3 separate regions of the Mus musculus genome follow, and regions 2 and 3 are each linked to region 1. The links are chromatin loops, found by intact Hi-C in ENCODE. Cell type or tissue: left cerebral cortex. All regions are shown on one strand.

The links. Peaks named below come from ENCODE experiments on the same cell type or tissue, not always from the same donor. Only the 100,000 strongest peaks of a DNase experiment are listed, where the experiment ranks them.
Region 2: a loop joins it to region 1, with 2.6 times the contacts of the local background. A loop is called at or near these places in 19 of 42 quality-filtered maps.
Region 3: it touches region 1 in a loop (2.5-fold over the local background); 24 of 42 quality-filtered maps call a loop at or near these places.

The regions. Positions count from the first base shown.
Region 1 is chr9:44,601,196-44,609,195 of GRCm38, forward strand. It overlaps Ddx6 (DEAD (Asp-Glu-Ala-Asp) box polypeptide 6), which reads left to right and starts at 3,697. Exons shown (of 14, transcript NM_181324.3): 1 at 3,697-3,757; 2 at 5,928-6,397. The coding sequence starts at 6,198. In left cerebral cortex, a CTCF peak has its summit at 3,211; DNase peaks (open chromatin) are centred at 2,454, 2,859, 3,411, 3,946 and 2 more places; H3K4me3 peaks cover 3,466 bases; H3K27ac peaks cover 2,720 bases.
Region 2 is chr9:44,505,858-44,513,857 of GRCm38, forward strand. It overlaps Bcl9l (B cell CLL/lymphoma 9-like), which reads left to right. Exons shown (of 9, transcript NM_030256.3): 7 at 1-2,013; 8 at 2,296-2,577; 9 at 2,839-6,049. The coding sequence ends at 3,926. It overlaps Cxcr5 (chemokine (C-X-C motif) receptor 5), which reads right to left. Exons shown (of 2, transcript NM_007551.3): 2 at 5,930-8,000. The coding sequence ends at 7,377. Among named protein-coding and RNA genes, the nearest start is that of Bcl9l, 11 kb to the left of the region's middle. In left cerebral cortex, CTCF peaks have their summits at 4,421 (motif pointing left) and 5,451; DNase peaks (open chromatin) are centred at 4,073, 4,426 and 5,492; H3K4me3 peaks cover 741 bases; H3K27ac peaks cover 1,262 bases.
Region 3 is chr9:44,523,157-44,531,156 of GRCm38, forward strand. It overlaps Cxcr5 (chemokine (C-X-C motif) receptor 5), which reads right to left and starts at 3,288. Exons shown (of 2, transcript NM_007551.3): 1 at 3,166-3,288. The coding sequence starts at 3,222. In left cerebral cortex, no CTCF peak of the experiment used is centred here; no DNase peak of the experiment used is centred here.

The DNA.
Region 1 (8,000 bases):
TGTCTCCGGAAGTATGTCTCACCTATTTCCAATCTTCTTTGTCCTATTGAGAAAGGACTTTTCAGTTTGTTTACTCTGGAGGTAGATTTCTGTATCTTTTTCCTGAAAAAGCATAATTTTATAAATGTAAAGATACTATGTGTACTAGAAAACAACTCATTTTTACTTTTACCTTTTCTACGTATATAGTTGTTTTGCACTTATATGTACGCACATGGTGTGTGTGCCTGATCCAGAAGAGGGTCAGATTACTGGAACTTTGTGTTAGAGTCAGTTGTAAGCTGCCATATGGGTGCTAGGAATCGAACTGAGGTCCACTGCAAGACTAGTTTCTAACCTCTGAGCCATCTCTCAAGACTATCTCTCATCTGCATTTTTTTTAAATCACATTTAATTGTGTGTGTGGGCAGAGGGGTGAGGCTGAGGACAATTTGTAGGATTAAGTTCTGGTCCTGAGGCTTAGCTGCAAACATTTTACCCACTGGGAAACCTCCACTTTTTAAAAAAATATCTTGTTTGAGATGTATTTATTTACGTTATGTATGTGTTCTATCAGCATGTGCACCTGCACGCCAGAAGCGGGAATCCCATTAGAGATGCTTGTGAGCGACTCTGTGGGTGTTGGGGATTGAATTTAGGACCTCTGGAAGAACAACCAGTACCCTTAAACACTAAACAATTTCCTCAGTCCCCCCCCCCCCCCTTTAAAAAAATACATGGCCTCATTGTGTACCCCTAGCTGGCCTGGGACTATGTAGGCCAGGCTGGCCTCAAACTCACAAAGATTCACCTGACTATCTCCCAAGTGCTGGGATTAAGGGCACTTGGGCAACAGAAGCCTGGTCCAAAAAAGTATTTTTATGGAGATTAATAATTACAATTCACCTTAAAATAAGAATGGGGGGGGGGAGGTGAAGAATCAGGGCAAGAGATTTAGCTTAGTGCTAATCTATTTGAATTAGGGAGAAAAAAATGTGTCATAAAACTGAACCCACATTAAAAAAAAAAAAAAAGTCTGGCCACATGGAGTCGGAGACATCTTTAATCCCAGCAGCAAGAGGTAGAGGCAGGTGAATCTCTGTGAGTTTGAGGCTAGCCTGGTCTGCAGAGTGAGTTCAGGACAGCCAGGGCAACAGAGAAACTCTGTCTGGAAACATAACAAAACAAAACGCAGAAAGGAAGGAAGGAGAAAGAAACAAGTAGAAAGGGAAAGAGTGACAGAGGGAGGGAGAAACGTGAGTTGGAGAGATGGCCAAGCAGTTAAGAACTGCGGGGGAGGGGGGGGGGCTGGAGAGATGGCTCATCGGTTAAGAGCACTGACTGCTCTTCCAGAGGTCCTGAGTTCAATTCCCAGCAACCACATGGTGGCTCACAACCATCTGTAATGGGATCTGATGCCCTCTTCTTGTGTGTCTGAAGACAGCTACAGTGTACTCATATATATAATAAATCTTTATAAAAGATTATTATATATATAATAAATCTTTAAAAAAAATAAATAACTGAGGCCGGGTGGTGGTGGCACACACCTTTAATTCCAGCACTTGGGAGGCAGAGGCAGGATTTCTGAGTTCGAGGCCAGCCTGGTCTACAAAGTGAGTTCCAGGACAGCCAGGGCTATACAGAGAAACCCTGTCTCGAAAAACCAAAAAACCAAAACCAAAACCAAACCAAAACAAAAAAACCCCCACAGGCTGCACTTGCGAACAGCATGGTTCATTTCCAGCACCTACATGGTAGCTCACAATCATGTTACTCCAGCTCCAAGGGATCAGAGGACCCCTTCCGGCCTCCTCAGTTCCCAGGCACACATGGTAAACAGATATACAGGTCCCCATACACATCAAATAAAATAAACTTTAAGAGAAATAAAAACAATTTTTAGGTCAGGGGTTGGTGGCGAATGCACTTAGGAGGCAGAGGCAGGTGTCCCTATGAGCTCGAGGACAGCCTGGACTATACAGAGTGAGTTCCAGGACAGCCAGAGCTACACAGAGAAATTGTCTTAAAACCAACCAAGCAAGCAAAAGGGGCAAACAAAGCCTCATAGCTTTTCCTAAGAGATCACTTAGCTTCTCTCCAGAGTGAACACAAGGTATGGGCCTATTCCCTTGCAGGAGTAGCTATTTTAAAATCTGGGTGGGAGATAAAAATGCTTTAAACTCAGAATTGCAAAAAGCATCACCATCATCATAATACATTAAGAGTGCTGGGTGTGGTGGCACAAATGACAACTGGCTATTATTCTACTCTGTGCTTGCTATGGCAAGCATGCACTGGAGTTTGGTAGACTTGGGCTCTCAAGTAAAAAACAAAAAACAAAAAACAGGAGAGCGCAGCGGTTTAAAAGGGGGGGGGGGGCTTCAGACTTATTCTGATTGGATGTTGCTAGCTAAGAAGCAGGAGGGCTGGAAGCAGGGAGTCATTGGTTTAGAGAGCATATTTGGCTTTCTCTGATTGGTCTCAAGTTGGAAGCAGCGGTAAAAATATGGAAGCTGCAAGTCAGTGACTAAGTACTGACTGTCCAGGATTCCCTAACGTCGGTGTTTAGTAAGGAATCGCACTGTCCCAAAGGGTTTAACCACTGTCAGTATTTCCAGCCCTCCAGCAGCGTAAGACGCGAGTTTTTAACTTTCTCCGGCCCAGCTCGATTTTTACTTAACAAACAAAAAAGTTTGTTTTGCTTGGAACAAGACGACTTTCTAGGTTAAGGATAAGACATCAGGATCCGAGAATCATAGAAACAAACGCACAAATATCTGCAGTAAGGGTCAGGCAGGAGAATCTACGGGTCTCCCATTTGCACAGCGAGCCCTCACTGGTAGAGGCGATCCGCCCTTCTTTCTAGAAGAGTGCCACTGCGGGCAGGAGCAAAGGGTCACCTCGCCTGCACTCCGGGTTTGATAGCCCACGACCGAGGGCGCGCTCCCGGCTCACTGCTTCCCCCGGTGCCCCTTCCCGCTCCCTCTCAGACAGCATCGGCCCCAAAGGCCCCACTTTTCTGCACGCCCTGGCCTCGCAGCGTCCTCCCGGCCATCCCAGCTCAGCTTCCGGACCCGCGCAGGCTGCCCTCCGAGTGTGTCCGAGGTCAGCAGTCAGCAGACGTCCCCTCCGGCCCGGGACCCGTCAGCCCAGCTCCGAAGGGACGAACGAAGGCAAGGGCGACAGTCCTCGGCCACCGCCATTCATTTCCCCAGCGGTCTCGTCAGCTCTGCAGGCAAGCCCTCTCGCCCGTCCGTCCATCCGTCCGTCCCTCCGTCCCGAAAGCAACCCCGTGTTTCCCTGAGCTCGGCCCCGTCAAAGGCCGGTCTCTCCCGACCCTCGCCCGCCGCGCCCAGGAAGCCGTGACGCCGCGGCGGCTGCAGCTGCAGCGGCCGAGCTCTCGCCATCTTGTGTGGAGGAGGAGGAGCCGCGGCCGCCGCCATGCGGAGCGGCTGGGAAGGAGGGAGGGAGGCGACGGCGGCGGGCGAGGGAGGGGGCAGAGCAGCAGAGTCAGCTCAGCCCGGCGGCGGCGACATCGGGGGCGCCGGCACAGCGGGCGCCGGCCGAGGTAGTGCGGGGTGGCGGCGGCGGCGGCGGCGGCGAGCTGCGCGGGCAGCGAGCGTCGCGGCGGGGGCGGGGCGGGGCGGCGGGCGTCGCGGCGAGGGGCCGGGTGGGGGCGGGCGGAGGTTTCCGAGGAGGAAGGAGCCGCCGCCATTTTGGGAGCTTCGAGTCAACAATAAAGGACCGAGGGTGCGGAGCGGGAGTGGCCTCGGTGGTAGGACTCGGGCCCGAGCCGCGGGGCGTGGGGTGAGGCGGCGTGGTCGGGGTCGGCAGGATCCTGAGGGTATCAGGGAGCCCCCTTCGGGCAGAAGCCCGAGGCCCAGGCCTGGCCCGGGAGGACGGGCGGGTGGCCGCTGAGAAGAGCGGGGGCGGCGGAGAGGAGTGGAACCGAGGAATGTGGCGTGTGCGGGGTATGGAGGAGGAGCGGCGGGGAGCTCTGGACGAGCGGTGCGGTAGACGGGAGCGGGGACGGAACACCGGCCGGGACACCCGAGTGAGGTTGGGAGTGCGAGGCAGGGCAGCCCTGCGGGGGGTGGCAGGGCTGTGCTGGCCGGGGACTCGGCTGGGAGAGGAGCCGCGGCTGCTCGCTTGCAAGTAGGCCTTGCAGGTTGGTGGGGACAGAGGGTTTGGGGGAGACTCGGCGGCGTAAGAGGGGAGGAGAGGCGGTCCAGTTTCGGGGTTCTCTTCCGGGCCTTCTGAGGGGGGGGAGTCCCTATTGTTTCCCACTCGCAGAGCTGGTTCCGGCTCTTGTGGCGCAGATAGGATTGCAGGGCAGAAACCCTTTTGCTTTTTGATCCGAGGGAGCTGGGTTTGAAGCGAGGGAAGTTGGGGGAGGGGGCGAGGAATTATTGCCTTACGGTTACCGGACTCCGATTCTTGGCTTAGGGTTTTCCCTTCGCCATAGCCCCCCTTTACCTTCGTAAGAACCCCAATCACTCCTACTTCCTGTTGAGGCGTATAGAAATCGCCCTGTATTTGCAAACAAAAGCCCTTGTTGGAGCTTATGGGACTGTTTTAGGTGTGAAAACTGTCAATTGCTAACCACGGTCTGGGCCCTGCTGTAATTAACTCTGCCAGGGGCTCCTCCCAACTAAGTCTTATGTTCCTTCGTGGTTTTGTTTTAGGAATATAACTTGCAAATCTAAATTGGGAAGGGGTAGGACGAAAAATTTCCCACTGAGCCATAAAGCTGCAGTGCAGGTATCCGTTTCTGGAGGGAGCAGTTATCGAAGTCTCTGGGTTTAAGGCGCTAGGAGGTTTTACTGTGCTTGATTGACAGTACTGATGGTGTCGGTTAGGATTCAGAGGTTGCCCCCTTCATCCTCTTAGTGCTGTACAAACAGTAAGCCTTCCTGTTTGACGGACCTGATACTGTTGATCGTATGCTGTCAATACAGAAAATACCTATTGAGATAACAAATAAACAATTTAATGTGATAGAAGCATTTGTGAGCAAGTTGATGTATTTAACTTGAGATATCTTTTGACTTCTAAATTATGGATTTGGGATACTTGGTTTGAGGCAAAGATAACCAGTACTAATTAAGCTAGTGTTTCGGGTGCCAGTGAAATGTAAGGGGGTTACAAAATAAAACTGAAGGAGTTGGACTTATACTTACAAGTCCTTAGTAATATTTTATTTACCAAATTTTGAGAATTCCATTTGGGGAACAATTTAAAGTAGAGGAGGTTGACCAACTCTTTCTTAAAATAACTGTTAATTAGACGCTGTATTCTAGGTGATTTGGGAGAATTTTATTAAACCTGTAAGTTTAACTCTCTGGTATTTCTTTCCCCCTTAACTACAGGACTCCCCGCCCCCACCTTTGAACTTTATTTTGAAAAGTGTTGTATTAAAAGGCAGCACTAACAGCTTTCAACTTTTTTTTTGAAAAGTCTTCTCGTTTTAAGGTTTTTGGTTTCTGTCAGAAATAGAAAAAAAGTTAATAACTTGTCTTGGTCAAATCTAGATGTACATTAAGTAAATTGAGTGATATTTCAAGTCTTAATGCAATTAAACGTAATGACTTTTAAAGGTGGCAGGACTTCGAATTCATCAGGGGCGATTGGAGAACAGATTGTTATTTGAGAGTGAATTTGAATTTTATCAATAGTATCTTTCTGCCTCACTTTCTCTAAGTTTCTTTGATCTTGGAATTTTAAATGTTTGAGGTTAGATTTTTTTTTTTTTTTTTTTTTTTTTTTGTAGATTGGGTTTTTTAAGGCAGTTCTTCGATGTGTCTTTCTTATCTCAAGTAGTGATTTGGCCTGAGTGTGGCTGTTAGTGGTTCTCTAGAAGGTGAGCATTCTAAAGGAGCTCTTTAAAAGGGAACAATTTTCCCCCAACTTTGTTGTCTGCTAATTTAATTTTTTCTTTGTTTCAGATTGAAGTGAGTGAATTCAGATATAATTCAAGCTTGTTAGAGGGCTTTAAAAAAAAAAGTTGATTCGGTGCATGAAAGCAAGTTAACTACTGCTGCTCACCGTTGAGAGACTTACAGGTGCTTGCCTGAACTGCAATAAAGGACTCATATTATTGAGCAGGACTTATTTATCTCTTCATTTTGGAGAGCCTCATAAACTGTTATTACAGTTTCTCTACTGACTTTGAAAAGTTTGAAGTTTGGAAGAGACACCTGTGCAGCTAACAAAGCATGAGCACGGCCAGAACAGAGAACCCTGTTATCATGGGTCTGTCCAGTCAGAACGGCCAGCTGAGGGGCCCTGTGAAGGCCAGTGCTGGCCCTGGAGGAGGGGGCACACAGCCACAGCCACAGCTGAACCAGTTGAAGAACACCAGCACAATCAATAATGGCACTCCACAGCAAGCCCAGAGCATGGCCGCCACTATTAAGTAAGTGGAAGAAGACCTTGGGGACCCGCAGTTTCTGGTTATTTCTGTTGTTGACTACTTTATGCCTTACATTAACTGTTTTGATTGCAGTTGGAGGATAGATCATTTTGTCATGGCCCAGTAGGTATTTGTAATCAAGTAGTGTGTGACCTGCCATTGTAATCGACCCAGCAAATAAGGAACATAGACGTCTATAAATTAGTGTGTTAAGAAATAAATGTGCTGGTGTTAGTTCAGTGTAGAAGGTAATACCAGGTTCTGCGAATAAAATTATCCCATTCTGTTTGCTTTTGAGCAGGCTTACTTGGTAGCCAAAGCTGACCTGGAACCTGTGGCAATCTTCCTGTTTAAATCTACAAAGTACTAAGGTTACACCTGTGAGCCACCACCTCCGACACGTTTGTTTGTTTGTTTGTTTTTTGCTTCTAGTGTTACCACTGCAACTTACCCTGGTTTTCACAACAGTTAAGGATCACTTGAAATTTTGAAAAAGAAATTTTACTTAAAATTTTTTTAAAGGTTTTATGTGTCTGGACATTTCACCTGTATGTGTGTTTCTTTACTATATGCATGTCTGGTGTTCATAAAGGCCAGAAGAGTTTGTTGAAGCCACTGAGCTTATGTTATAAATGATGGGGAGTCTTTTAGTGGGTGCTGGGAATTGAACCTGGGCCAGCGTTCTTAACCAATAAACCATTTCTCCAGCCTTCCCTGTAAAGGAAAGTGTAAAGATTCAAACGTTAAGACAGGCTCTCCAGGCTGTGGTGGTGCGTGCCCTGGTTTCCAGTCTCAGGGAGGCAGAGGCAGGTGGATCCAGGACAGCCAAGGCTACACAGAGAAACCCTGTCTGAACTTTATTTCCTTCTACCCCAAGACAGACAGAGGCTCTTTTTTTTTTTTTTTCTTTTTTTTTTTTTTTTTTTTTTTTTTTTTTGTTTTTTTGTTTTTTGAGACAGGGTTTCAGGGCTTCTCTGTGTAGTCCTCTGTATACCAGGCTGGCCTTGAACTCACAGAGATTGGACTCCCTGGTGTTGGACTAAAGGTGTGCCTTAGGGGCTCATTTTGTAACCCTGGCTGCTGGCCTGGAACTAGGTGTGTAAAGCAGGCTGGCTTTGAACTTCTTTGTGGCTAAGAATGGTCTCAGACTTTTGAGTACTAGAATATAGGTATATACCACTCACTATACCCACTTAACAAGCCTTCTGAGCTCCAAGGATACTCACTCACACTTCACCCATACCTTGTTTTGTTTATAGAATTGACTTTTCAGCCAGGTGTGGTGACTAGGATTGGAAGATTGCCTGGAGTTATACAGTGTGTATAAGGCCTAGAATGTTTTACATAGTAAGGCATTATGTCAGCCCAGTCCTTCTGCCAAGAAAATGTTTCTCCTCTGAGGATATATACAAAATCATAGAAATTTAGAATTTTGAATTCTTGGGAATGTGGTTTTTTATTTGAGGAAGTCTTAAATATGTTAGACTTAAAATTCTAGAGCTGTCATCTTATTGTATTTGGGTGTTTTACTTGTTCATTTTGTTTGTTTTTGAGATAAGGTCTTGCTATGAAGAAGTTCAGCTTAGCCTTGAGCTGTGTGACCCAA
Region 2 (8,000 bases), 95 kb before region 1:
CTGGCAGTGCCCCTGGCTCCGCCCTATTGGGGGAGGCCACGCCCACCGGAAATGGGCAGAGGAACCTGGTGGGCTCTGAGGGCCTGTCCAAAGAGCAGCTGGAGCACCGGGAGCGCTCCCTCCAGACACTGCGGGACATCGAGAGGCTGCTGCTCCGCAGTGGGGAGACTGAGCCCTTCCTCAAGGGGCCCCCGGGAGGAGCTGGTGAGGGAGGCCCACCGGCACAAGCGCCCTCTGCTGCTCAACCGCCTCCCTCCGCCCCTCCTGGGGGGCTGAAGAAGTATGAGGAGCCTCTGCAGTCAATGATCTCACAGACACAGAGCCTAGGAGGTCCCCCTCTGGAGCATGAAGTGCCGGGGCACCCTCAGGGTGGAGACATGGGACAGCAAATGAACATGATGATGCAGAGGCTGGGCCAGGACAGTCTGACGCCCGAGCAGGTGGCCTGGCGCAAACTGCAGGAAGAGTACTACGAGGAGAAGCGGCGGAAAGAGGAGCAGATTGGATTGCACGGAGGCCGCCCTCTGCAGGACATGGTGGGAATGGGGGGTATGATGGGGAGGGGGCCCCCACCTCCTTACCACAGCAAACCTGGGGATCAGTGGCCACCTGGAATGGGTGCACAACTCCGAGGGCCTATGGATGTCCAAGATCCCATGCAGCTCCGACCTGGACCTCCCTTCCCTGGCCCCCGTTTCCCAGGCAACCAGATGCAAAGGGTGCCCGGATTTGGAGGTATGCAGAGTATGCCCATGGAAGTACCCATGAATGCCATGCAGAGACCTGTAAGGCCAGGCATGGCCTGGAATGAAGACTTGCCCCCTATTGGGGGACCCAGCAACTTTGCCCAGAATGCCGTGCCCTACCCAGGTGGGCAGGGGGAGGCAGAGCGATTCATGACCCCTCGTGTCCGGGAGGAGCTGCTGAGGCACCAGTTGCTGGAGAAGCGGTCCATGGGCATGCAGCGTCCCCTGGGCATGGCAGGTAGCGGCATGGGACAGAGCATGGAAATGGAACGGATGATACAGGCTCATCGACAGATGGACCCTGCCATGTTCCCGGGACAGATGACTGGAGGAGATGGTCTCGCCGGCACACCCATGGGCATAGAGTTTGGTGGAGGTCGGGGCCTCCTGAGCCCTCCAATGGGACAGTCTGGGCTGCGGGAGGTAGACCCGCCTATGGGGCCAGGCAACCTCAACATGAACATGAATGTGAACATGAACATGAACATGAACCTGAATGTGCAGATGACGCCCCAGCAGCAGATGCTGATGTCACAGAAGATGCGGGGCCCTGGAGACATGATGGGTCCTCAGGGCCTCAGTCCCGAAGAGATGGCTCGGGTTCGGGCCCAGAACAGTAGTGGCATGATGGGGGGTCCGCAGAAGATGCTCATGCCTTCACAGTTTCCCAACCAGGGCCAGCAGGGATTCTCTGGGGGCCAGGGACCTTACCAAGCCATGCCCCAGGACATGGGCAACACTCCAGACATGTTCAGCCCTGATCAGAGTTCAGTGCCCATGGGCACTGTGGGCACTGCCCGGCTCAGCCATATGCCTCTGCCCCCTGCCTCCAATCCTCCTGGGTCTGTGCACTTGGCCTCCAACAGGGGGCTAGGCAGGCGGCCTTCAGATCTCACCATCAGTATTAATCAGATGGGCTCACCGGGCATGGGACATCTGAAGTCACCCACCCTTAGCCAGGTGCACTCCCCCCTGGTCACCTCACCCTCTGCCAACCTCAAGTCACCCCAGACTCCCTCCCAGATGGTACCCTTGCCTTCTGCCAACCCACCGGGACCTCTCAAGTCACCCCAGGTCCTCAGCTCTTCCCTCGGTGTGCGTTCACCCACTGGCTCACCCAGCAGGCTCAAGTCTCCCTCCATGGCGGTGCCTTCTCCAGGCTGGGTCGCCTCTCCCAAGACAGCCATGCCTAGTCCTGGGGTCTCCCAGAACAAGCAGCCACCTCTCAGCATAAACTCTTCCTCCACCCTGGGCAACGTGGAACAGGGTGAGTGATCTAGGTGGGCTTGGGTGGGAGCCTTGGTGGCGGGTAGGTTCCTGCAGGGGCATGCTCTGCCGGAGCCTCTTAAACATCTTGAAGGGTGCCACTTGGAGCTAGGACTTTCCCCACTGGGGAAACTGCTTGGAGAAGCATGGGCCGTAGGGACCACAGGGAACCTGTGGTCAGTGGGATATGGGTGTGTCTGACGTGAGGTGGAGATTTGGGGGACGTTAACCTCGCTAGTGACACCCCCCCTCCCGCTCTCTTTCTGTCTCTCCGCTTCTGTAGGTGCTCTTCCACCTAGCGCACCCCGGAACAGCTCCTCCGCTCCTCCCGCCAACCCTTCCAGTGGCCTCATGAACCCCAGCCTACCGTTCACATCCTCCCCAGACCCCACCCCTTCCCAGAACCCTCTGTCACTGATGATGTCTCAGATGTCCAAGTACGCCATGCCCAGCTCGACCCCGCTATACCACAACGCCATCAAGACCATCGCCACCTCAGATGACGAGCTGCTGCCTGACCGGCCCCTGCTACCCCCACCCCCACCACCGCAGGGCTCTGGGCCAGGTGCGAGGAGGCAGAGCTCTCTCTGGGAGTGGCAACAGTGGGTTTGCTTAGGAATTGCCCCCGTGGACATGCTGGCTTCTGCATGCTTCTATAGTCTCTGCTCATGGGGGTGGTGTGAGCTCTGAGGCCCCGTTTGAATGACTACCATCGCTTCATGAAACCTAGCCCAGAGCTCTTTAGTGGGCTGGGAAGGACTGGGAGACCCCTCCCCAAACTGGGTGGGCATGGCCTCTAATGTCCCGTTCGTCCTTCCTCCCACAGGTATCAGCAATAACCAGCCCAACCAGATGCACATGAACCCTGCTGCTGCCCAGAGCCCCATGGGCATGAACTTGCCAGGCCAGCAGCCCCTGTCCCATGAGCCTCCCCCTACTATGTTGCCCTCCCCCACCCCTCTGGGGTCCAACATTCCACTGCATCCCAATGCACAGGGGACTGGGGGCTCTTCTCAAAACTCAATGATGATGGCCCCAGGAGGCCCAGACTCCCTAAATGCCCCTTGTGGCCCTGTGCCCAGCTCCTCCCAGATGATGTCCTTCCCTCCTCGGCTGCAGCAACCTCACGGTGCCATGGCCCCCACCGGGGCCGGGGGCCCAGGCCTGCAGCAGCACTACCCTTCAGGCATGGCCCTGCCCCCCGAGGACCTGCCCACCCAGCCACCGGGTCCCATACCCCCCCAGCAGCACCTAATGGGCAAAGGCATGACTGGCCGCATGGGCGACGCATACCCACCCGGGGTGCTCCCTGGGGTGGCATCGGTACTGAATGACCCAGAGCTGAGTGAGGTGATCCGGCCCACCCCTACCGGCATTCCTGAGTTCGACTTATCCAGGATCATCCCCTCTGAGAAACCAAGCAGCACCCTCCAGTACTTCCCCAAGAGCGAGAACCAGCCCCCCAAGGCCCAGCCCCCCAATCTGCATCTCATGAACCTGCAGAACATGATGGCAGAGCAGACCCCGTCTCGACCCCCCAACCTCCCGGGCCAACAGGGGGTCCAGCGGGGGCTCAGCATGTCCATGTGCCACCCTGGACAGATGTCCTTGCTGGGCAGGACAGGTGTGCCCCCACAACAGGGCATGGTGCCCCATGGCCTGCACCAGGGGGTCATGTCCCCTCCACAAGGCCTCATGACCCAGCAGAATTTTATGCTGATGAAGCAGAGGGGTGTGGGGGGCGAGGTCTACACCCAGCCTCCCCACATGCTCTCCCCACAGGGCTCCCTCATGGGCCCCCCACCCCAGCAGAACCTCATGGTGTCCCACCCTCTGCGTCAGCGCAGTGTGTCTCTGGACAGCCAGATGGGCTACCTGCCAACGCCGGGCAGCATGGCCAATCTACCCTTCTAGCAGGCCCCTCGGTCTGGGGCTGGGGAAACTGAAAATATGTTAACTTTAAAAAGTTTTGTTTTTCCTCCAGTGTTGGGATGGATGGCCTGGGTCCAGGGGTAGGGTGGCGGGTGGGAACGGGCTTGTGTGGGGAGTGGTGTTTGTGGAAACCTGCTGTGCTGGCAGCTGAGGGGGAAGCGGCAAGTGTCGGGTGAGGAGTTGGAATCGGGCTCTGCTCCATTTCTGTCACTAGGACTGCGCCTCCTCTGCCCCCCCCCCCTTTCCCGTGGAGCTTCTGTCTCCCTTTGTCTTTGCACTTCCCCGCTTTCAGCTATGTTTTGGGGGTCCTTGGGGAGAGAGGAGGGTCTTCCATCCTCTGACCCGTCGTGGACTGTCACCTTGCCGGCGGCGCTTCAGGTCCGTTTCTCGCCTTCCCGTCTCTCTGCTTTTACCCTGTTTTCCTTCTGCCTCATTTCCTTTCCCTACTGACGTGGCTGACCTCCTCTCCCACGCCCCCTGCAGGCAGCTGGCCAGGTGGGCAGGTGCCAGCGGAGCTGTAAATAGAGCTGGGCTTTTGTGCCGGTTTGTGCGTGTGCCGTATTTCTGTGTCTTGATAGAAGTCACACACAAGAAAAAAAAAAGATTGAGAAAAAAAAAAAAACCTTCCCCCCTCTTTCAAATGATCACACCCTTCATTCCTCTGGACCCAGAGACATACAGTCCTATGCACCCTCCATAAGCCCCACCTATAAAATGAGATCAGACCATCTAGGCTTCCATTTGGTGAGCCCCTGAGGACTGAGAATCTACCCCCGTCCCTCTACGACGGCCGCCTGTCTGCTGCTGAGTGATTTCCAGAGAGCAGGTGCGCACATGTACATGTGTTTACCCACACCAGTGACATAGGGCCCCCAGCCTGGGTGCCTCTGCTGCTACATCTTAGCCAGAACTTGAAGCCCTTTATCCCCATTCTAGGATAAAAGGCGAGAAGGAAGGGGCAGCGTGTGGCCCCATAGAATGGAGCTATGGAGGGGTTAGGATGCTGGGACCCTGGCTGCAGTAGCCGTGGGCCAGGTAACCCTTCAGGGCATGGACTCTTCTAGAAACCACCACTTGCTTCTCACCAAAGAAGGAAGGTACAGAGTTGGCCCTCCACCTCTAGTGCAGAGCGAGGGAAGGCAGTGTGAGCGAGAACATCCTGTTGCCTCCTCTGCCTGCCTACTCTCTGCAAGGTCCTTCTGTCCAGGGCTCAGGGCCATGCACCAGATCTGTCTATGCCCACCAGACACAGCCACTGCCTCTCCTCTGACTTCCCAGGAGAGCCCCTCACCCGCCCCTGGTCAGACTCAAGCCATACAGGAATGGGTGTTTTGTCCCCTTTGGCCCCAGGAGTAAACTACTTCTGTTTTTCTCACGTCCTTTCCTGCCTTGTAAGGTGGCGGGCAGCTCCCTGGCTAAGGCCTTTCCTGTCCTGCCTCCAGGGCCAAGGGCCATTCTAGACAGGGTGTCTTTTACCAGGGCCCTGTCCCCAGCCTTTCTGACCTGCAGGGCCTGGTTTTGCCTTGGCAGCTGTAATACAAAGGGAATTTGTGCCCACTTCTCCCAGTCTGGTGCTGTCCACCATCAGCCAGGCCAGGCACCAAGCCCCCTCCAGAGCTGGCTGCAGGCCCCTGGCTTCCCCTGCTCCTCCCAGGGACCATAGCCAAGGTCTCTTGTGTTGAGAGGTGGGTGGAAACCTGTCCTTCCTGCCAGACACTGCCCTCCCTGCTTCCATCTGGGCCTTGTGCCCCCACCCACATCCCTACCCTGCCCAGACTGTCTAGCCTGCCCTGCTCCAAGGAGAGGGCTCCGGCCACAAAGGGCCCAATGCCCTCTTCTTGTGCCCTCGTCTCCCACCTCTACCACTAGCTTCCCAAGGTGATCTCCACAGGCCAGCCTTCTCCCTCCATCCATGGCCATACCCCAGCCATTTTGTACCATTATATAAATATATATATAAAATATAAATATATAAATACAATATGTGAAGACATCTTCCTGTTTTTATTTTGAAACACTTTTTAGGCTTGTTCCGGGGGTCTCTGCCTGTATTGACCTGTTTTATAGGTGCCTTTTTATTAAAAAGAGAAAATTCAAAAATGCCATCTCTTGCATTTTTATTTCTGTGCCCGGTTTGCCTCTTCCCAGCTGGTTGTTGGATGCTGGGAGCAGAAAAGGGGGTCCCCAGGTGTCTTCACGGTTCTGCAATGAGGATACAGTCTCTGAAGCTATAGCATTGGTTTCCCCAGTGGGATCCCCCAGGGAGCTTGTACGGTTGGCTTGAGTGGTACTAGGCAACTCTGCTTCCTACCCCCACGCCCCCAGATCGGTGGCTGGGAGGAAGCCGAGCTCAGAATTGCCTGCTAACTTCCCCTATGTATGCATGGAGCAGCTTCCTCTGGTTCCATGTGAGTGGTACCCTCCCAGGGGCAGGGTACTGCCTTCCTGGGGTTTGAGGACTTGCCTGCCCAGGTTGGCTTCTTATATTGCCTCTGCCTAATGAAGACAGGAACCTCTGTCGTCATTCTCTTAGCTAGGTGTCCCCTCTCTTGAGGCTAGGACCACTTTGCTATCTTGCTTTCCCCAGGCAAGTTGGCTTCCTTCCCCATTGGTGCGTAGAATCCACGAGGGCCCTGGATCTCATTTCCCCACCAGTCTGTAAGCTTTGGTACAATGGGTGGAGAAGACAGCTGGGTTTGATTTTTACTTGTTCTTCCTTAGAGCCTGGAAAAGGTGTCTTTCCACTTTTCCACTGGGCCTCTTTCCTGCTGGCTTGCCCTTTACTCTTCTTAGGATACTGGCTAGCTTCCAGAACCTTCTGGAACTTGCCCTCAGTCTGTAATCCAAGATCCAGTAACATGGGGCTGACCCAATGCTGGTTAGGTTGGAACCAGACAGCTACCTAAAGTAGATCGGTTTCAGCTTTCTGCTTGGTTAAGAGAAAGGCACGGTTGAAGGTCTGGCATGAAGTCTGTATTTATGAGACAGGCACATTAAGGCCATAGTCTGCCGCCGCCAGCTGGCTATTCCTCTGTGGTATAGGAGTGGTGGGTAGCTGTGGCAGCCAGTAGTCTTTAAGATGATGGAATACATTCTGGGAGGAGAGTCTGGGCTCATAATCAGGAGGAAGATGAGACTGTGGGCCACAGCAGAGGTGGTTGTCCCTATGGCCAGGAAGAAATAAAGCTGAGCTTAGCTTTAGCTGGTTAGGATGGGAGGTGTATGGAGTTCTCTTCATCTAAGGTGATACAGGTGGCCTGGATATAGCTTGCTTTGCCTTTGGGCTGCTTTCCCCTTTGGGAAAGTTTGAGAGAGTTTATCTAGCTTTCCCATCTGGGGACACTGGCCCAAGCTCGAGTTGGATGGGTTCCGCCACCACTTTATCCTCCCAAGGAAAACAGAAACAGACAGGGGCCCCGAGACTTCCGGGATCTAGAAGGTGGTGAGGGAAGTAGCATTCTCTGACTCAGAGAGACTACTCTTGCGCCAGTTGGGGAAAAGTTGGCAAAGGGAGGCCGGGCCAGCACAGCCCAGCTTGGTCAGAAGCCGAGAGAGGTCACTGCGGAACTTTACGCCAGCGAAGGTGTAGAGCATGGGATTGAGACAGCAGTGTGCCAGGCCCAGGAATTCACACAAGGTGATGGCCACAGAGAGATAGCCACTCAGCTCGCAGCTGCTATTCACAGCCTTCAGCCTCTCCAGTGTATCTAGGAAGATGACAATGTGGTAGGGCGACCAGCAGAGGAAGAAAATGCTTGTCACTAAAATGGCCACCCTGACCGCCTTCTGCCGCTGAGGGCGCCGCTGGGCCTGCAGTAGCCTGTGGACCACGCCCACGTAACACCATCCCATCACAAGCATCGGTAGTAGGAAGCCCCCGATGTGGTAGAGGAAACGGGAGGTGAACCAGGCTCTAGTTTCCGCTTCGTTTTCCTGGGAGAAGGTGCACTGTGGTAAGGAGTCGTTGTTATGAGGTTGGCCAACCTTGGCAAAGAGGAGTTCCGGTAAGGCGAACAGGAAGCCGGCCAGCCAAATGGCCGTGCAGGTGATGTGGAT
Region 3 (8,000 bases), 78 kb before region 1:
CCAGAAGAGGGTGTCAGATCTCATTACGGATGGTTGTGAGCCACCATGTGGTTAACTGGATTCGAACTCAGGACCTTAGGAAGAGCTGTCAGTTCTCTTAACCACTGAGTCATCTCTCCAACCTGGATCTCTAAGTTTTAGGCCAGCCTGATCGACATGGTCTACAGAGTAAGTTCCAAGATTGGCAAGGCTACACAGAGAAACCCTGTCTCAAAAAGGCAAAGGGGAAAAAAATCCTGTCTCAAAATCAGTTGTCATTAAAAATAATAAAAAGAGTAGTTGGTGAGACACTTAATGGGGCACCTGCCATCAAGCCTAAAAAGCTGAGTTAAGTCCCTAGAACACGCATGCTGGAAAGAAAGAACTGAATCCTACAAGTTATCCTCTGTTGACTATAAATAAACAAATGTAAAAAGAAAATTAAAATTAAGACAAGGGATGGTTGACTTATCAAGACTGTTGTTTCAGAACTCAGAGTTGGGAGTGTTGAACCTACTGATCTGGAGAAGTGGGCCAGTAATCAGCTGGGTCAAAGACAGGGAGTGAGGAGCAGAAAATAAAGTCAATGCGAGAAGCTCAGCAGACGCCTAAGAAAAATGTCAAGCTAAGACCTCAGAGATTTATAATGCCAGTACCCAAAAGACTCAGGCAAGACGACTATGAGTTTGAAGCAGATTTAGCTACATAGAGACTCTTGTTTCAGATAAACAAGCCAACAAACACGCCCGCCCACCCAAATTTTTTCAAAACAGCAACAGAAAGCATTGAGCCAAGCCTGCAGTCCTTCCAAGTGTCTGTCACAGGGCAGGAAGTGCTCCTTGGGAGAGCTGGGGATGCAGGAGGCCTTGTCATACTGTCTTGTCCAGTATGACAGACAGACAGAGCAAAACAGAAACCCATTGTTTTATGGAGAAGCCACTAATGCTAAACTTTTCTGCCAGTTCTGTCTTTCCAGGACATGCATGCTATGACAGAATAGGGCAGTATGCCAAGGCCGGTCATGGCCTTTTAGAAGGTGAGTGGGGCCAAAGAGGAGGATCTGTGTTTCAGAGTGACAACCACCCTTGAAGAGAGTGGGTGGTGGGTGAAGGAAGAACGTGTCTGATTGAAGGACTCCAGGGACAGGGTTGTCTTAGAACCCCTGGACTCCTAGCTAGATGTCTGGGCACATAGCTCAGGGCCTTGGGTTTGATATGTGTCATGAAAGAAGTTTCTTTGCTTCTCTCCTTGGAATGTAGGTTTGCTTCATGTCATGAGCACGTCCTGCTGTCCCTCTGGCCCCCACTACCACCTGTCTCTAGTAGGTCACACTGTGATGTGAGGCGTGCAGTTAGGGGAAACTCTTGAGGTTTCTCAGAAGCCAGGAACGGCCAGGTCTCCAGGTGGTTACAAAGGCATCCAAGTGGGTCAGGGCTGATGGTCAGCTTGAGGGCAGAAGATACCACCTAACCATATCAGGGGCAGCTGGCAGTGGGGATGAGGGCAAGCAAGCGTGGGAGCACACTCCCCTGTAGAACAGTTAGGTTTTCAAAGGACTCAGGCAAGAGGACTATGAGTTTGAAGCAGATTTAGGCTACACAGAGACTCTGTTTCAAACAAACAAGCCAACAAACAACCCCACCCCCCAAATTTTTTCAAGACAACAGAAAGCATTGAGCCAAGCCTGAGGTCCTTTTATTTGCAGAATCCCCATGAGTGCCCAAGTGATGCCAGCTGAGCAGGTTCAGCAAGCCCAGCGACATAGTGGGAAGAATGATAAAGCAGACCACAGATCCTGGCGAGCTGGGAGAGTCGGGGGGAAACACCTCAAGGTGTGATTAGGGCAGGAGAGCTGATAGGACTCTGGGTTTGGAGTTCATAGAGAATAAGGCCATGATGAAGGTTCTAAGTCTACTGATGCCCATAACCCACAGCCCCACAGCCCTGGGTTTTCCCACTTGAACTGCTCCTAACAATATCCTTTGGTAGTCCAATAGCAGCCAAGTCAAGTGAACTCCTATGCTTAACTGGAAGACACTCAGGCAGGGGGCGGAGAGGGTGCCAGGCACTGCTTCCTTTCTTTGCTTGTTTCTTTCTTAAGCTCCCACCTAAGAAGCTCTTCCAAGATACTGTATCTCTAGAGATGACAGTCCCTCCCAGGGCAAAGCGACATGCTCCAAGGTGTTTTTAGGAGCAATACAGCTGCATGACTTTGACCCCTGGGGTCCTCTTCCTTGCCACGTCTGGCCTCATGCTTTCTTCATCTATACAAAATCACTGTCTAAAGCCTTCCAGCCAGGGATTAGCTCCACCTTGTCTGGACCATCAGTGACTTGAGGGCAAAGATTATGTTCTCAGTCTCTCCACCCAACACAGATGGATGTTGTATTGTGCCTTAATGATCAAGTCATTCAGCAAGATGAACAATTATATATACCTTCTTTTGGAGACAAGGTCTCAATGTGTTCTAGGCTCCCGCCCCTGAGTCTTTTGCTTCCACCTTTCTCATGCCGGGATTATAGGTGTGTACCACCACACTCTGTGCAAGCTGAGGATGAGCCTAGCAGCATGCACACTCGGCAAGCACTCTACCAACTGAGTACTCTGCCCACCCCTCCTCTCCCAGCCAACAACTCCACACTGCCTGATTGACTAGCACTGCCAGCAAACTGACATGAAGAAAACTTCCAGCCAGGTGGTGGTGGTGGCAGCGGCGGCAGCAGCAGCGGCAGCGCACACGTTTAATCTCAGTACTTGGCAGGTAGTAGGTGAGTTTGAACCTGGTCTACAGAGTTCCAGGACAGCCAATGCTTGCTTCACAGAGAAGCTCAGTCTCAAAAAAAAAAAAAAAAAAAAGCAGCAAACAAAAATACCCCTTCCAAATGACTTTGCCATTCTAACTCAGGGAGACAAGATAAACTTCTCTGTTAAAGAAGCAAGAGGCAGAGCTGGGTCCTCAGTCACACAGCAGGAGATGCCAAACCTGATCCTGTGTCTCCCACCTCCCTTTGGCATCTATTAAGGGCAACAGATATGGGAGACAATAAGAGTCTAAAAGTGGATGTATTTGCCTATGTTCTATAATCCTTGCGGCGGGATTCCCAAGCTATCCCCTCTTCCTTGACATAGTATATTTAAAGTTCCAAGCAGGACCAGAGCAGCAGGGAGCCACATGACTTGACTCACCAGGTCATCCATATTGTATGTGATGGAGCCCATGTCCAGGGTTAGTGGGTAGTTCATAGCTGCAGCTCTGCGTCACCAGGCTGGTCACTGTCTGATGTCGAGAAGGTTTGTGCTGGTGCCTATGGAGAGGTGGCAGGCGTCAGCTGCAAACTTAAACAAATGAGCCATGTGCGGTCTCCTGGGGCCAGTGAGGGCTTGCTGCTTGCCTCTCGACTCATCTCTTTTTTTTTTTTTTTCCACTGAGTCTTTTCTGGTGTGTGTGTGTGTGTGTGTGTGTTTTCCCCCTTCTTTTCTTTTCTTTTCTTTTTTTTTAAGAAAAAGGGAAACTCCCCCCACAGAGTCAGTACTACGCAAGCATTTCAGTGCCTTTCCTGGCACTCATGGTCTGAACTGGGCCAGGCGTCTGGTGTGAAGGCTGCCCCTCCCTTCTGCTCACTGGATCTCTATGAGGGATGCATATAGACTTGGGGAACTCCTCATAGAAGGGGCTAAGAAAAGAGTACTCCCAGCCTCCTCTACACACTCACTTTCCTTATCACTAGGGTGACCAACCATCCCAGTTTGCCCAGAACCAAAGAAAGTCCCCTGTCCTGGGAAACCCCTCAGTCCCAGGCGAGCCAGGGCACTTGATCAACCTGTGACTGCCATCCTTTTGCCCGGCCAGGGAGGGGGAACCCTGCCCCTCCCTCTTTTCAGCTCAAGTTTGAAAGAGTTAAGTTCTTTCAAAGGGAAGAACCCTAAGAATACTAGAAGAAAAAATGTAAAATGAAATTACCAGACAAGAGTGCAGTATAAATATGGCCATCGAGCTGTCTCTGACTCAGAGAAAAAGGTCAAAAAGGCGTTCCACCACAAGTAAACTTGTAGACACCTAGCTTGAAAGGACATGGATGGTTACCTAGGCCACCCCCACAGCTCCAATTTTACACAGGAGGACCCCGAAGCCCAGAGATGGAGACTGACCTACCCAGGATCCTGTAACGCATCAATGGTGGCAACCTTGCACCCAAGTGTCCTGACTCCACATTTGTCATCCCCTGCTTCCATCATAGCTGCTCTGCAGGCTCTCTCTGCCCCTGCTCTCTACCCCTGCTCTGTCCCATCCTGAGAGCCACTTCGTTCATGAAGACCTGTGGTGGACATTGAACCATTTCCCCTCCAGGTCTTGTCCTGGTGGGTTTTCTTCCACGGGAGGATATTTCCTGACTTAGGCCATGATAGTGTAAGATTGTACCCACTACACTATGTAGGTACTACATACGGGGCACTATTTGTGTGTGTGTGTGAGAGAGAGAGAGAGAGAGAGAGAGAGAGAGAGAGAGAAAGAGAGAGAGAGAGGGAGAGAGAGAGAGAGAGTCAGTCAGAGACAGACAGAGACAGACAACGATATAGACACACAGAGAGAGCCTATGGAGGTCAGAGGACAACTTGTGGGAGTTGTTTCTCTCCTACAATGTGGGAATGTGGGACTCAGGTAGTCATGTTTGATGGCAAATGTCTTTCCTTGTTGAGCCATCTTGCTGGCCCCAAAACTGTTCTTAAGGAGGAAGAAAGCCAGGGCACAGGGTTGGAGCCCCTCTCCAGCTCTTCTGGTCCTGTGCTGCTCAGGGATACACTGCCTCGGCGCTTCCTGAGTCTGGAGCTGACGAAGCACTGTTCATCCTTCCAACCCTACACCATGCGGTCACGCCCCTCCTGCCCAGCAACACACACAAGTCCACTTTTGCTGCTCTGAGCACACTGTCCAGAAAAGACCAAAGCATGAGAAACTCCAAGGAATGGAAAGGGACTTTGAAAGACAAGCCGGTCACGCCTCACTCTGCCCACCCCTCCTCTCCAGAGGATGCAAGAAAGGAGACCAAAGCATCCTCACTCAAGGGAGAAAGCTGCCTCATGAAATCATGGTTCCTCAGCTGTTGAGGGTGAATGTCTGTCACCCCAGCACTTGGGAGGATGATGCAGGAAGATTCTGAGTTTGAGGCTAAAGAGGTCTATGTGATAAGACCCATCCATAAAATAAAGTGCGAAGGGGGAGGGTAGATCATGTTTCAGAGTAGGATGGTTTACTGTTTAGAATTAGAAACTTGAGCCTTCATGCTGAGTCAAAATGTATCTTCTATGACACCCCCAGCTGGGCCTCAGACATGACCGTGTGTGTAGGTAGCATGTCTCCCAAGTGACCTCTGGGTACAGATATCACGTGCCTGTGAGTCTTATGTGTCCCAACCCACATCCTAATGTCTTCAACTATTTTTCGAATAGCTGGTTTCTGGGTGCCTTATCAGCCTGTGCTTTGACCTTAGGTGATTTCCTGTCAGTGGTCCAGAAAGCCTGTGACAAGGACAAACCACGGGAAGGCGAGTTTCCTTGTTCGGGACTCTGAACATATTTAGTTGCAATTAGCGTGACCTTTTCTGTAGTGCCTTCTACCCTTGGCAGCGTGCTTAATGGACTTCACGTTGTTGGTCCTAACCCACCATTGGATTTTATGAAGGGAAACTTGTCATCTGTGGATGTGATGACAACATGAAAAAGCCATCCCTAGGTCTAACCAAGTCCACTCTTGGAAGGATAAAATCAAAACCAGCATCTTACTTCATATAGCTAGACACTTCAAAGGTTGGGGAAGACTGTGTGGAAGTAGGACCTAAGCTGGACATTAGGGAGGTGTGTGAGTGTGTGTGTGTGTGTGTGTGTGTGTGTGTGAGAGAGAGAGAGAGAGAGAGAGACAGAGAGACAGAGAGACAGAGATACACAGAGACACACAGAGACACAGAGAGAGAGAGAAACAGAGAGACAGAGAGAGATGGAGGACTGCATGAGAAAGTGTGTAGAAAGAATTGTGCCGTGTGTGGTGCACTGTGGACACAGCATTGGGTGTGGTGATGCTGATGGCAATGTGAGGAGATGGGTGGAGCCTGGAATTGATCTGGGGCTGTCTCCTTGAGGATTCTCAATCATTGTACCTTCAGTGATTCTCAGGCTGCATTGTAGACTCAGAGGGAATGTCAGGAAGACTCAGGACCCTCCCCTCCCCTCCCCTCCCCTCCCCTCCCCTCCCCTCCCCTCCCCTCCCCTCCCCTCCCCTCCCCTCCCCTCCCCTCCCCTTTCCTGCCTCAGGAAACAAATGGTTGGAGACAGCCAAATCCCATAAGTTGTCCTCTGACGTCCACATAAGTGTTGCTCGCGCGTGTGCATGCACACACACACACACACACACTTACACTGAATGTAATTGTGATGACTAATCTTGGTTGTCAACTTGACAGAACTTGGAAGAAGGAACCTTAGTTGAACTGTTTCCATTAGATGGACCTGTAAGCAAGTCTGTGGAACATGTTTTTTCTTTTCTTTTCTTTTCTTTTCTTTTCTTTTCTTTTCTTTTCTTTTCTTTTCTTTTCTTTTCTCCTTTCCTTTCCTTTCCTTTCCTTTCCTTTCCTTTCCTTTCCTTTCCTTTCCTTTCCTTTCCTTTCCTTTCCTTCCTTTGTTCTCTCTCTCTCAGATTTATTTTTATTATTTTATGTGTATGAGTACTTTGCCTAAATGTTAGTCTGTGCACCACACATGTGCCTGATTCCTAAGGAGGTGGTGAGCCTTCATGTGGGTGTTGGGAAGCAAATTTGGGTCGTTTGCAAGAACAAGTGCTTTTAATCGCTGAGCCAACTTTCCAATCCCAAGGGGGCATTTTCTTTTCCTTCCTTCCTTCCTTCCTTCCTTCCTTTCTTTCTTTCTTTCTTTCTTTCTTTCTTTCTTTCTTTCTTTCTTTCTTTCTTTCTTTCTCTTTCTCTCTCTCTCTTTCCCCCTTTCTCCCTTTCTTTCTTTCTTTCTTTCTTTCTCCCTTTCTTTCTTTCTTTCTTTCTTTCTTTCTTTCTCTCTCTCTCTCTTTCTTTCTCCCTTTCTTTCTTCTTTCTTTCTCTTTCTTTCTTTCTTTCTTTCTCTTTCTTTCTTTCTTTCTTTCTTTCTCCCTTTCTTTCTTTCTTTCTTTCTTTCTTTCTTTCTCTCTTTCTCTTTCTTTCTTTCTCCCTTTCTTTCTCTCTCTCTCTTTCTTTCTTTCTCCCTTTCTCCCTTCCTTCCTTCCTTTCTTTCTTCCTTCCTTTCTTTCTCTCTCTCTTTCTTTCTTTCTCCCTTTCTTTCTTTCTTTCTTTCTTTCTCCCTTTCTCCCTTTCTCCCTTTCTTTCTTTCTTTCTTTCTTTCTTTCTTTCTTTCTTTCTTTCTCTCTCTCTCTCTCTCTCTCTCTCTCTCTCTCTTTCTTTCTTTCTTTCTTTCTTTTTCTGGAGACTGAGTTTCTCTTTATAGCCCTGGCTATCCTGGATCTCACTCTATAGATGAGAGACCAGGCTGGCCTCAAACTCAGAGATTCACCTTCTTCTGCCTCCTGAGTGCTGGGATTAAAGGTGTCTGTTACCACTGCCTGGTCCAAGGGACATTTTCTTGATTGCTGATGATGTGGGAGAGCCCAGCCCACTGTGTGCTGAGCCAGCGATGGCCACATGGTCCTGGGAGGTGTATAAAAGGCAGCTAGACCTGAGCCTGGAAGCAAGTCAGCAAACAGCGCTCTTTCCTGGTCTTTATTTCAGTTCCTTCCTCAAGGTTCTGGCTTCTCTGGATGACGGGTTATGATGTGTAAGTCAAATAAACCCTTTCCTCCCATCTTATCACAGCACCAGAGAAACAAACTAATACAATAATAAAAATAAATAAGATATATAGGTCAATAAATAAAGAGATGGGGCTTAAAGCAGTGTGGAGGAACATCTATCTGTTATATATATATACATATATATATATATATATACATATGTATATATGTGTATGTATATATATATATATATATA